Regions from separate parts of the Homo sapiens genome. Here region 1 is linked to region 2. A link is an interaction called in ENCODE POLR2A ChIA-PET data of the cell type or tissue named here. Cell type or tissue: OCI-LY7. All regions are shown on one strand.

Region 1 (2,500 bases), 640 kb after region 2:
ATGTTTGATTCCCTACCCACTGCCACCAAGAAGTGGAAGGAGAAGGGCAAGAACCTAGGATTTTCATACCTAGAAACTTTAAATGAGCTCTCATTTCTTTGGAAATGATGACCTTTTCAGGGAAAATGCTTATGGGCTCTTGAGTTCCTTTAGAGCAAAGCGGCAGAAGAGACAGATGATGATCCCCACTCCCCTAATAAATGCAGACCTGCGTTAGTGTTTTTCAAGAGGAAGAAAAACACTGGACATCCCAAATAGCTTCCTAAATGTTCAGGTAAAGTTGATTTTTCCAGCAATTGTTAACTGATCATGCCCATGGGAGATGGTGAGGCAAAGAAGGGGGATGATATTGTATCAGAAAGCACAGGACTGGTCGGGTGCGGTGGCTCACGCCTGTAATCCCAGCACTTTGGGAAGCGGGGGCGGGAGGATCGCCTGAGGTCAGGAGTTTGAGACCAGCCTGGCCAACAGGGTGAAACCTCATCTCTACTAAAGATACAAAAATTAGCTGGGCGTGGTAGCGGGTGCCTATAATCCTAGCTACTCGGGAGGCTGAGGCAGGAGAATCGCTTGAACCCGGGAGATGGAGGTTGCAGGGAGCCGAGATCGCGCCATTGCACTCCAGCCTGGGCGACAAGAGTGAGACTCTGTCTCAAAAAAAAAAAAAAAAAAAGAAAGCACTGGTATCAGAAGGTCTTCACTAGATTTAATCAAGGGACCTTCTTACCCCAGCAGGGCATTCAGCAACCACAATAGTAGTAGCAGCAGCTAACAATTATGGAGACAAGTATTCACTAGGTAAGGGCCAGGTCACGTCCTCTCTATCGTACCTCTCATGGCATTGGTACCATCTGTACTCTTTTTGTTTACATGCTTCTATGCATATTGTGTATCTCCCCCTTAAGAATGTAAGGTCACTTCTGATTATGCAACACCCAGAACAGTGCTGCAAACTTAGTAAGCTCATAATGCAATCATGAATTTGACAAATATACATCATCTTCATCCTTACAGTATGGCTTCCATTTTTATAGAGGAAGAGAGATCAAGTAAAGCTCGGACTATCTATATAAGGAAGGAAATTTCAGGTTTGGGCTCTTCAGCTGTCATTCTGTATATTCAGAGCACTCTGTGTTTCAGAAGTCTTGGGCATAAAAGCATCTTTTAAAAATAACGTCTACTTTTGTAACAAACCTGCACGTTGTGCACATGTACCCTAAAACTTAAAGTATAATTTAAAAAAACAACAAAACAAAAAATAAGAATGTCTGCTTTAGAGACCCAGCTTTCCCACCATACTTCACCTAGAACTCACACGGATGAACAGTTTTCTACATATGGCTAAGAGCTTTTTTTTTTTTTTTAAGTTGAACCTGGTTCTAATGTTATAGAAAAACACTTCAACGTAAAGTATTCAGTGAATACCCTAAATGTCTAAAACCCCAAAGGGGAAGCCAGTGGGGCTCTCACAGTATTGATGGAGTGAATTTAAGGCACTGTCTAAATGCCTTGTGCAGTGTGGGCTGTGTGGGAGGTGCACAGTGGGTGCTGGCTCCCTCTGTTGGGGTCACAGAACACAGGGGCAGGAATTCTACATTGCTGACCGGAACAATCTCCTCAGCCACCTCTGCCTTGGTCTGTACTGCCGCTCTCGCACTTTCTCTTTAGGGAATACAGTCATTGCTCTCTAGTGATGCCCACCACACAAGGAATCATATTCACAGAGGTGTCTTGTTTCCATAGCTAAAACAGTCATTTGTAACACGGATCAGCTGGTTTTCACAGAAAACAATGGTAAGCACACCTAGGTCTCAGTTTACTTAGCAGAGAGCAACAGCTAAATATATTCAATTCTGATACCAATAAATGAAAAATCATAGCAAAATCGTCAAAACATATCTGTAAACACTTCTAAATTATTTTGGAAGTAACTAGGGCCTACATTGGAAAGGTTAGGTATTTGTGTGCATACTAACTCCAGAGTGAAGATACTATAGAGTTTGGTTAAAACAAATTTAAAAATTTAAATATATAAATGCATTTCCAATTTAGATCTAAAGACTATGAAACTAAAAATGCCGATTTACCATAAACATATAATATATATACATGTATATGAAAGGAAATGTATACACACTGAAAACCTAGGGAAAGCAAATTCTTTTCTTTTTCTTTTTTTTTTTGAGAGTTTGGCTCTGTTGCCCAGGCTGGAGTGCAGTGGCATGATCTCAGTTCACTGCATTCTCCGCCTCCCACATTCAAGCGATTCTCCTGCCTCCGCCTCCCAAGTAGCTGGGATTACACATGTGCACCACCATGTCTGGCTAATTTTTGTATTTTCAGTAGAGACAGGGTTTCACCATGTTGGCCAGGTTGGTCTCGAACTCCTGACCTCAAGTGATCTGCCTCGGCCTCCCAAAGTGCTGGGATTACAGGCATGAGCCACCACGCCCAGCGGAGAACGAATTTCTAAAAACCACCACGATGCAGCCATGCAGCT
Region 2 (2,500 bases):
AAATAGATTAATAGAAAATCAGTAAATAATAAATATGTTACAGTTTTCCCTTGTTACCACCTCACACAAGCTATAACTTGGTCTTAGGTTTAAATAAAAACTCCTACTCCATACCTTATATAGAGGCAAATGCAAAGGGAGCTAACAAAAAAAAAAACCTGCTATGATCAAGGAAAAAGAATTCCTATGATTCTTGGGAGGCAGACAGGATAGAGTAAAATGAAGATGCTGCATAAAAAGAAAAGACAAACGTGGAAATATTAAGAAAACTGAAATACAATGTAAGAATAAAAAGAAGGGTGTGAAAAACAGATGAAATTTAAATAAAAGGTAGACTAGTTTGATCATTTTATTTAATATGTTAAAGGTCAATATTCAATACCAAAGAGTTATACATACCAACACACGACACATTATAAACATCAATGTGAACTTTAAATTCAAAAAGAAAACTGATCATTCTAAGTTTCAGTGGGTTGGCTACTGAACAGTAAGGACAATATGTTTTTTAAAGTTGCTTTCTGCTTAGAAACCTCACATTTGAGGATCACTATTCACTCTTCTTAAAGTCAGTTAGAAGAAATATTTCTTTACATGCCTTATTTGTTTTAATAGTTGTTATTCTGAGTAAACTAGAATTTCATTTTCGCTTAAAAAAGTGAGTAACATCATGAGGTTGTGACAATTCTGCTAATAATCACAGAGACATAAAACTGAATTCAAAGGAATGTATATAATGCTAATTATATACATTGACTTTTAAATTTTAATAATTCCTAACTCATTGTTAGGGACACAGTTTCTTAAAACGCAGCCTTTCCACACAGGCCTTCCCTAGCTTTCCTAAATACAAAATTAGCTGAAATAAATTAAATCCTCCAAGCCACTATATTTTGAAATAATGCATATTTCACTGCATTCAAGGTAAAAAAAAAAAAAAGTTAGTATAAAGAAGGGTCCTTTCCAGGGATTCCATTCTTCTCAAAAAAATAAAAATATAAAATAAAACAAGATGGGTCCTACAGCCAAGTAATCCTTTCGAAATTTAAAAGTAAATAATATGATTAATTTTTCTATTTAAATACACTGCTAATGGAATCTAAGTCTGAACATGTTTTCCTGCAATGCAAATATAAGTTTTATAAACTTTAACTTAATAAAATGTATTAACTCTCAAGATACCTGAAGTTTGTTCTCAAAAATATCAACATCTGTTATAACCCAGGATGTACCAAAATCTCAGTGTTACAACATTTAAAACCCCATTCAGCTAAACCAAAGTTCATTGCTTCTTTAAAAGGTACCATATATATATTTTTGTGAACATACTAGTAAGAAGTCTCTTCACATATAAAATTAAAAGGAAAAATGCCCATTAGGTAAAAAATCTGAAAGGTCACAATTTTTAAATAATGATGAACAAATATTCATTTATAAATGCTAATGTTTACTTTGTATTTGCTTGCATTGTGTCCTTCTCAAATGCTTTTAAAAAGCACTTACAACTGACCCCTACAACTTCCTCTGTGAGTGAGCAGAGGGTAACTGCCTTCACTCATGGAGAGTGGTAAAGGTTAAGTGTAATGCTCAAGGTCACATGCCAATCAGTAGCATCACTCAGTATAGAACTTCATGGACCTTAATTCTGAGTTTATGCCATAAGATAATGCATACGTTATTTTCTTCTCCTTTTGATTACTGACAAAGTGTATAGATAGTTATCCATGTTCCTAATGTTAGAAGACAAGGATAGAAATCGCAAGCCTCAAAGGTTATTTCTACCCTTCCTTGCTCTTCTTTCCAAATAATTGTACACAACAAACATTGTTTAAAAAAAAAACCTGCGGAAATTGTATATGTCTGTAAAACACTAATAAATACCCAAATGTCCTCACAAAAAAAAAAGCTGAAAGAAAGAAAGAGGTGTGACCTATAGAATAAATGGCACGCTAAAATGTGTCAAGTGAAAAATAGACTTTCGATCTTGCAACCAAACACTTAAGCATAGGTTCTAAGTGCTTATAAATTATTATTTTTTAAAGTTTCACTGTAGATTAGCTGCTTTAAATGTATCAAAACAAAAAAGGGCAAGTTTTCTAAATTAATTATTTTAGCCAATGAAAATGTAATATATTCAACTGAACTGGGTAACTGATGATTTGGTTAAACGAAGATTTATATACACAAAATTGCCCACATTGTAATAGATATTTCATATATGTGTTTGAAAAGTTTTAACAATGTGATGGAACACTGTAACAATTCTGAGTAGATTAGTATTCAGATTTTATTACCAAGGATCTCTAATGAAAGATAATTCTGGCTTTTTATAACTTCAGAGGGCTCAGTAATTAGACTGGATTTTATTGACAAGTAAAATAGAATGATTCTATAAATGAGGCAGGCGGTAGGCCCCATGAACTTTGCTTATTTTGAAAAATATATTCCCCAATTGAGTAACCATATTAAGCGTATGGTAAAGTTTAGAGTGTGTTTTATT

Evidence for each region. ChIA-PET counts read pairs that join two places held together with the same protein. Peaks named below come from ENCODE experiments on the same cell type or tissue, not always from the same donor. Only the 100,000 strongest peaks of a DNase experiment are listed, where the experiment ranks them.
Region 1: POLR2A ChIA-PET joins it to region 2 with 5 read pairs; 1 of 35 experiments calls an interaction of 5 or more read pairs at or near these places.

The regions. Positions count from the first base shown.
Region 1 is chr2:65,385,632-65,388,131 of GRCh38, forward strand. All of the region lies in intron 1 of SPRED2 (sprouty related EVH1 domain containing 2), which reads right to left. Among named protein-coding and RNA genes, the nearest start is that of SPRED2, 46 kb to the right of the region's middle. RefSeq lists an enhancer at 2,113-2,500. In OCI-LY7, CTCF peaks have their summits at 1,574 (motif pointing left) and 1,775; no DNase peak of the experiment used is centred here; H3K4me3 peaks cover 58 bases; H3K27ac peaks cover 1,736 bases.
Region 2 is chr2:64,744,174-64,746,673 of GRCh38, forward strand. No RefSeq gene overlaps it. Among named protein-coding and RNA genes, the nearest start is that of SERTAD2, 92 kb to the left of the region's middle. RefSeq lists a silencer at 1,528-1,607. In OCI-LY7, no CTCF peak of the experiment used is centred here; a DNase peak (open chromatin) is centred at 1,548; H3K4me3 peaks cover 1,347 bases; H3K27ac peaks cover 1,450 bases.